Regions from separate parts of the Homo sapiens genome. Here all the other regions are linked to region 3. A link is a contact called in ENCODE Hi-C or POLR2A ChIA-PET data. All regions are on one chromosome and are shown on one strand. The core of a region is the stretch at or near the end of the contact, and the rest is flanking DNA. Distances in the headings are between cores, read along the strand shown. Region 1 holds the start of TET2-AS1 (TET2 antisense RNA 1). Region 2 has its middle 180 kb from the start of TET2. Region 3 overlaps TET2 (tet methylcytosine dioxygenase 2).

Evidence for each region. A loop is a pair of places that touch in the nucleus more often than their neighbours do. ChIA-PET counts read pairs that join two places held with the same protein, here RNA polymerase II (POLR2A). Pooled maps may share reads with other maps.
Region 1: a loop to region 3 is called in a pooled map, with 2.2 times the contacts of the local background. The contact joins the promoter of TET2-AS1 here to the enhancer-like site in region 3. A Hi-C loop is called at or near these places in 1 of 37 single-sample maps with no recorded cell type and 1 of 50 pooled maps. POLR2A ChIA-PET finds 5 or more read pairs at or near these places in 1 of 52 experiments (activated T-cell).
Region 2: a loop to region 3 is called in a pooled map, with 12 times the contacts of the local background. The contact joins two enhancer-like sites. A Hi-C loop is called at or near these places in 14 of 37 single-sample maps with no recorded cell type and 11 of 50 pooled maps.

Annotation. Positions count from the first base shown.
Region 1 is chr4:105,351,486-105,354,185 of GRCh38, forward strand. It overlaps TET2-AS1 (TET2 antisense RNA 1), which reads right to left and starts at 1,396. Exons shown (of 6, transcript NR_126420.1): 1 at 1,195-1,396.
Region 2 is chr4:104,965,406-104,968,105 of GRCh38, forward strand. No RefSeq gene overlaps it. Among named protein-coding and RNA genes, the nearest start is that of TET2, 180 kb to the right of the region's middle. Within about 2 kb of position 1,411, at least 11 of the 41 ENCODE cell types and tissues checked have a DNase peak (open chromatin) inside an H3K27ac peak, as active enhancers do.
Region 3 is chr4:105,190,582-105,193,281 of GRCh38, forward strand. All of the region lies in intron 2 of TET2 (tet methylcytosine dioxygenase 2), which reads left to right. The region is part of intron 2 of TET2-AS1 (TET2 antisense RNA 1); the gene reads right to left. Among named protein-coding and RNA genes, the nearest start is that of TET2, 45 kb to the left of the region's middle. Within about 2 kb of position 1,415, at least 4 of the 41 ENCODE cell types and tissues checked have a DNase peak (open chromatin) inside an H3K27ac peak, as active enhancers do.

The DNA of each region.
Region 1 (2,700 bases), core at 146-2,645, 160 kb after region 3:
TTCAATGATTATGAGAATGGTTTAGGTTAAGACGTTTTTATTGTATTTCAAGCAAAAAACCATCACTTGCTGTAAATCCACCAATTTTGGTTACTTTAAATTTGTTATACCCATAACATTATAACATCAACAGGAATTAGTAAAAATCATCCAGATGTCCATCACTCCAAGAAATCACCTTCATTAGTTTTCCTGTATTATTTTGTGTTCTGTTTGTATACATGTATACATTTTACCTAGTTTTAATCATAACAGATGGCACTTTTAGTTAGCTTTCCTTCATATAATTTGTCAGGAATCACTTTTTTGAACTGCTAATTCTTTTAAATTATTGTTTGAGTAGCCACATTCAACCATGTCAGATGTTAAACTTTTAGTGTTTCTTGTTACTTCTTTAAACAATGCTAAATCTGGTAACCTAGCCTTTGAGGTGACAAGCTCATGCTTATACCCCCTCATCATGAGTGTTGACAACCATTGGCCACATGTAAGCAAAAACTAAACTGGCAGCAGGAGAGCTCATCCCAGGATGTTGCCAGTTTTTCATTTGCCTGGCATGGGATCAGTATGCACCCATCTCTTTCTTGGCAGTAATCTAGGCAGATTTGGAAGGTTTTCATCATACTTAACTTGGGGTTCAAAAGCAACGACAACAAAAAAGCAGCTAGAGATCACTGCAACAACACATTTCATACTGAGGGCAATACGGGTCAGTAGGTGACATGCAGTACAAATTGAAACTAGTGTTTTCTATAAGCACTCAAAGTTGTATGCCTCTATCTTCTCTCCAAATAGGTCCCAAATATGTTACAGAAAAATCTAGGATGGCATTTTCCTCCTTTGACCACAGCTGAGACTCAGAGGGACTTGAGGTCTTTCTGGTACTATTAGTGAACATCTTTGAATTTTTCTCCTCTGGACCCTCAGTCAGTGCTTCTAGAACTGTGTGCCTCTTTTGGCTACTGTAAAAGGCACGGTGATTTAAGCCTGGAGAAATGTAAATCTGGGCAACCAACAACCTCCCGTCTATCCTTCAAACACATATACACACACTTTTACACATATCGGTTCATTTTCTTATCAAACACAAATACATGGAACAACACAGTAACAAGAAAAGCAAAGAGACCGGGGGTAGATAAGAGGTAACCTACATTTCCTAAGGTATTTATACTGACCATCCCTCAGCCTTACCTTTACAGGGGGATTCTCTCTTAAGTCAGGTTGCAGTGTTTAAAACGCTATGCAATTTGCTACTGTGTTACTCAGTTTCCAAAAGCCACAATCTACTCAATTCACCTGTTCTGAATCTTTCTTGATTCTCAAAGAAGCCTGTCTCTGAAGAGCTCCATCCTTCTGGGTCACACTTCCTTCTGATATGGGGCCTCTCTCTTCTGTGAAGGTCTCTATTCCAGTCTTCCTGAAGCAGCCCGATGTACCCTTCTTTCTCTGCCTTTTCAAATGGCCACAGTGATGTCACTCTCAGCTGTTTCTAAGCTGGTTCCTAACCTCAAGACTAAGGGAATGACTCAGCTGGAATCAGTAACCTTGTCTTTAAAAGGTCAGACTATTTTGAACCACCACCACCACCATAGACTTAATGCAGTCAACCCGTTTAACAGACAGGTATAAATTAAATACGGGCATACTAAACATGTGTTCTGAGTAAAAGAGACTTATAAAAGATGGAACATTGTTTGCCAAGATTCAAAAAAGTTTTAACTTTGAAATTTCATTACAGTTAGTCTGTTGAGAATGGTAGACAATTTTAAAGCTACTAGTGAACTCCCAAAACTCAATTCGGCAGGCTTTCCTCTGACCTCATCTTCCTTGACCACTAGGCCTTAGAGTCCAAAGGCTGGAGGGGCCGAAGTTCTGATGTCCAAAAGAAGGAGATGAAGTGTGTCCAGCTCCAGGAGAGAGAGGAGAGGAAAGAGAGAGAGAGACTAGCATTTGATACAATTGTCCCTCTAACCTTCCGTTCCTATCCTGGCTTCTCTGACACCCACAATGCCAAGTTAGTTTTGCTCTCATTCCTTTCCTGCTCCCTCAGGTAGTTTATTCATGACGAGTGTCTGCAGTTATCACCTGCATGTGGTTTCTTGGTATTAGTTGGGAGTTGCAAGTAATAGAAACCTAACTTGAACTAGCATAAATTTTACAAACATATTTAAGGATCTTAGGCAAGAATGAAGCTGCCTAAATAAGGAATACTTGGGATCAGAGACTCAAACATGTGAGTTTTCTACCAATTTTGTTTTCTTTTTCTGTGTGACTGTTTCATTTTCCTGTGTGCAGACCATTTTGAATTTATATCTCTTTTGTTCCAGAGAGCAGGAAGACTGGGTTGTAATGTCTTGGTCTCAATTCCAGATTTCTAAGTAAGGCTTTTGATTGGCTCAGTTTAGGCTTAGGTCTCGAATAAATCAATTTCAGCAGGGGGTACAGTCAAGGGAAAAGGTTAAGTGATCACCTTGGATCAATCAACCATGGCTAGGTGGTCATAAGAACATGGTGTCCCTAATGTCACCTCCAGACTTAACCTCCCATCTGAGCACATAAAGAATTTGCTAGATATTATCACATGCTGCCATCTCCAACTTAACAAGCCTGAAACTGATCTCATAATTTCCCACCCAAACTATAGGCCACCTTTACTATTTGTGAATGAATAGTATTATCATTCTCTCACCATCCTTG
Region 2 (2,700 bases), core at 161-2,660, 230 kb before region 3:
TTGAGTTGACTTTTGTATATGGTGAGAAAAGGGACCATTTTTATTCTGCACGTAGATACACAGTTTTGTCAACACTATCTATTGAAGAGACTGACCTTTTCCCACTGTGTTTTCTTGGCATCTTTGTCAAAAATCAAACGGCCATATATATGTGGATTTATTTCTGGGCTCTCTACTCTGTTCCATTGGTTTATGTGTCTGTTTTTATGCCAGTATCATGCTGTTTTGATTACTATACTATTTTGAAGGCAAGTAGTACAATGCCTCCAGCTTTGTTCTTTTTGCTGCCAAAGTGTTTTTCATTAAAAATTTTCCTCGCAAGTGGAAAACATGATATAGGAAGAGAAAACACTTCTACGGCCAGAATGTTAGACAATGTTACTTATTCTTGAAATTAATTCTTTTGAGCCATGTTCCTCAGAATGATGTGATCTTAACATGAACACAGGAATAGCCTCACGGTAAAGAAGTCTGCTATGAATGATTGTTTTAGAGCTCTTGAAACTTCCAGGTTCCTGGAGACAAGGGCTTATCATAAAATAGCTCATATCAAGGTTGAAAATATGAGAAATAATTAGTAGTAATATATTGTAATCTCGCAGTCTGTTTCTAACCTGTCAGATGCACAAGTAGAATGATCATTCAGAGTATCCTTTAGTTGAATGTTAATCTTCCCCTAAAAAAGAAAATAGAGTGACTATCTTTTCCCATCATACACACATGAGTATTGTATATAATCAAAGTGCTTTTCCACTCTCTGGAAAACACAGTACCCATGTAAAGTGTATCAACACTGGAAACAAAACAGTTGGACTTATAATATTGTGAGCTCTCTGAAACCAGAAGCATTCGGCAGGAGCTGGAGTTTCAAATGCTAAAACAGAAATATAAAATCTTCCTGAGACAGAAGGATAAACTTCCAGATTTCTTCAAATCTCAGCTTGAAATTTTTAATTGCTATGTTTAGATTTTCTGAAAACCATTCTGTGAATTATTATTGTTTGATAACTGAAGGTTGATGTCCTTGCTTAGGTACACAGCAGCCCACCTTTATTTTTTAACAAATCTCCTTTCTTTCTTCTAGTCCCAACTCCTCAAAACACTGACTACTACTTACTCAAACCAGGGGCTGATAAAACTAGTTAACTTTCCCCTCAATACCTAGCATGCTGTAAGCAACTGGATAAAACCTAATTACCTACCTCATAAGTGAAACTTTTAAATCTATTTGTGCACTTCCAGTGTATCAGGCAGTTCATCCACGGAAGGTTAAAGAAATACTGAGAAACACTAATAAAACTTAAGAAGAAAGCATTCTTTGCTTTCATTGAGCTGGGAGGAAACTAGAAGTCTTCTAGTCCCACCCCTCCATGCTAGTAATAAGGAAACTAAGTTGCACAACACCACCCAGCTTGTTAAAGGCAGAGCTGAAACAAGAACCTGACATCCAATCCGGAGTTCAGTTTTCACTAACATATGCACCTTGACTTCGCTTGAATTTCCTCCTTTTGATTGACAAAGAGTGAAAGTACTGGTGGCCTAATTTTATAAGAAACCACTGAAAATTCTTGAGAAAACTGGTTTACTGGTTCACAATTGACAGATTTAATTCAAGGGGGAGAAGAAAAGATGCTTTAAAGCACAGCAATTACTGGACTAACACACAGCTGGGCACATTCATGGGGACACACGAGTGCAGGAGATCACTGAGGGAGAAAGTACAGGAAAAAATTAATAAACAGCCTCTGCTTAACCATGGGAAAAGCCCATATTTACAGAGTGGGAGGAGGGTGAATAACATTAATTGCCACTCTGGGCTTCTTCCCCAAAGTACTCTAGGACTGGTTTTTCAAGAGTAAAGAAAGGGACTAGACAAGTTAAAACTGCCTGCGGCACATTTTCTTGTTATACAGATATAAACACACACGTGATTTGTGCCTTGGCCTCACACCCTGCTCACTGCAGACTAGTTCCTGGTCCCTGGTCTCCATTCAAAGAACACAGACCACGCAGGATGTCAGTGGAAGAGGAAACTTTGTACACTGTTGGTGGGAATGTAAATTAGTATAGCCATTATGGAAAACGGTTCCTCAAAGTTAAAAAGTACAAGTTTACCTAGGTAACAAACCTGCACATGTACCCCTGAACTTAAAATAAATGTTAAAAAAATAAATAAAAATAGGCCAGGTGAGGTTGCTCACACCTGTAATCCTAGCACTTTGGAAGGCCGAGGCAGGTGGATCACCTGAGGTCAGGAGTCTGAGACCAGCCTGGGCAACATGGCAAAAACCTCGTCTCTACTAAAGATATAAAAATTAGCTGGGCGTGGTGGCAGGTGCCTATAATCCCAGCTACTCAGGAGGCTGAGGTAGGAGAATCACTTGAACCTGGGGGGCAGAGGTTGCAGTGAGCCAAAATCCTGCCACTGCACTCCAGCCTGGGCAAAAGAGGGAAACTCCGTCTCAAAAAAAAAAAAAAAATTAAAAATTAAAAATATTTACCCATTTGCAAATTTTAAAAATCAAATATATATTTAAAAAGAGTTTAAACATTTTTTTCAGATTTTTTAAAAGTTTTATTCTGATTAATTCACACTGGATAGAAAACGAATAAACTTCCAAGAGAAGAGGCCCCCTTAAATTCATTTTTTCCATCAAGATGAATAAGTGTGCTTCTGTCCAATTGCCCTGAATAATATCT
Region 3 (2,700 bases), core at 165-2,664:
AACTTCAACTTCAAGTTACCCTGCACCCTCTCAAATACTTTTCTTTATTGTCTATGCTTAGGACACATGGATTAGATTGTTAAGATTTGTGAATTTACTAAAGTTGTGTACTGACTTATGTATAGCTGTATTTTTCTGGAGAAAGATAGATTTTTATCAATTCTCAATGTCTATGGAGTTTTTAAAAAGAGGTAAGGATTATTCAAATGTAACTATAAACATAAGAAAATGTGATATCTATAACCAGTTGTTAGAGTATTTATCGCCTCCATTTTGCTTCACTTGTAGCCACTTCGTCTCAATCTTGTTAAGGACCAAATAAATGGTATTTGTGGTTACTTGCTGATCTGAAAAGTGAGTACCTCCTGCACCTGGCTAGTCAGTCTTGTGACAATTTGGTGCCATAGAACTAGCAGAGAACTAAATTATGGAATGGCAGATCTCAGGAGCAGCTATGTGATTTTACATACGGTTTGTTTTTAATGGATAGAGACAGAGTCTGGCTATGTTGCCCAGGCTGCTCTGAAACTCCTGGGTTCAAGCCATCATCCTGCCTTAGCCTCTTAAGGAGCTGGGATTACAGGTGCATGCCCCCAGGCCCAGTTCATATGATTTTCTGAAAATACAAAAGAAAGAGGGAGATACAAAATACTTTTTTAATCATGTTCTTATAATTATCTTAATAAAAATCAATTTGCTCTGAATGCCATGACCTGCTGAGTGTCCCAACCTAAGGGTTGTCAGACCATTTTCTCATATATGCATGTATAGAAGTAGGGAACTAATATATTTTTGTCTAAAATGTTTAAGATGAAGATGAGAATGAATTCTACAATATATAATTTTGCCTGAACTATATAAGACAGTTAAAATTATAGAGACATTGCAGGAGAGACTCTGGATTAGATAGAAAAAAGGAAGAATTAGGCTTTTTTTTTGTCTATAATCCTTTTAGTAGGTAATTCAGCTTCAGTTTCACTAAATCTTGTTTATGCATTCAGCATAACAAATCTTCTAATAAGCCTGTATAGCTCTAATCTCTGCCTTACTGCAGACACCTGAGGATATAAGTATCCACTCTGCCACTTGATACTTCTCAGAGACTGTTCTGGTGCTGAGAAATCCTTTCCAGTGTGTCCTCAGTTGAACTCCCATGATTCCTGGATGTTGCCATTTTCAAGACACAGGGCAAGCGCATCTGTCTAGATTACCTCTCTACCTTGGGAATTTTAAGTCACTCTGTGAGGGAAAGAGAACTCAGTATAGTAGTAACTCTCAGAATGAAAATTTTCCCCTTGCATGTTAATATTTTTAGAGTAATCATTGTCACTGAAAATAGACTTCCTCTTTCCCCTCTCATGCTGGAAAATCTTAGGTAATTATGAATAAAGCATTCTTTACTTTTCCCCTCCTCCCTTGATGATTGCTTTACCTCACTCTGTGAGAACTGTGACTACTCATTCTGCTCTTGTCTTTTACATGAGAACTGAGAGCGCATTTTTAAGATGGAATTTTCCTCCTTAATGAAGTCATAACATTAGTCAGAAGATTTTCTCTTCTTGAACGTTAAGCCTGGGTAAGGAATAAAGTGCAGAAGTTTATGGAAAATTATAAGATAACTTAAAAAAAAAACGAAGACAACAAATTAAAATATTAGCCATTGAGGGAAAAGGTTTTACAGGTAGCTCTCTGAGGAGTTCTTCCCTCATATCTCCTCAAAAATCTTGTTTTGCATTTAATTTTTTACAGTTGGATAAGCTCAGCCCTTGACATATTTTCAATAGCAAATAAGCCTAGAGTTTATTTTTAGTACATTTATTAGGAATGTGTTCTTGGGAAAATTATTTAACCTCTGTAAGCCCTGCTTTAAATGGCAAAGAAGAAAGTAGGTAATAATAGATAATAACAGGATTATTTTATGCATTACCTGTACATTGCCCAACATATAGTAAGTTCTCAATTTTATATTGGTATTTGTTTTATTATTAACCACTTTTATTAATGTTGCTTTTAGTTTTTGAAATATGAATTCATTCAAAAATATTTCTTGAGCACCTGCCAAATACCAGGCACTCTTCTAGGAACTAGAGTGGCATTAATGAGTAAGAGGCAAAAATCTCTTCCCTTGTTGAGCTTAGAATCCATTAGAGTAAGAGACAGACACATACAAAATAAAATGTATAATATAGTAAATACCAAGAAGTGCTAAGTTTTAAAAATGTAAAGCAGAAAAAGGAAATTGAGTGGCAGGGTTAGGTAGTAATTGAAGATATAGTAGTCAAGTAAGGCAGCTTCAAGAGAAGATTATGTCTTAAATAAAAATCTGATAAAGATATAAAAACAAGCCATGAAGTTATCTGAAGGAATTGCAGGTAGTGGAGAACAGCCAAAAGACCTGGAGTAGTAAAAGGTTTTATGCAGAGTGATTTAAAAAGAATCACAGTATCTTATACATCAGTAAATATTTACACATACACTTAAGTAAGTGATATGGACAAGAACTTTGGAAGTTGAATAGCAAGGTCCATCTGGACTATAACAGAGGAGGCTTCACAAAGGAAGGTGACAGGGCATGGCCTGGATCCTGAAGGACAGGAAGAATTGGGATCGATAACAAAGAATGACATCCCAGTGGAGAGAAGTGGAGGGGAAACAGCATGAAATGGAGTGAAATAAGAATGTTGGCCTTTAGGGCAGGAA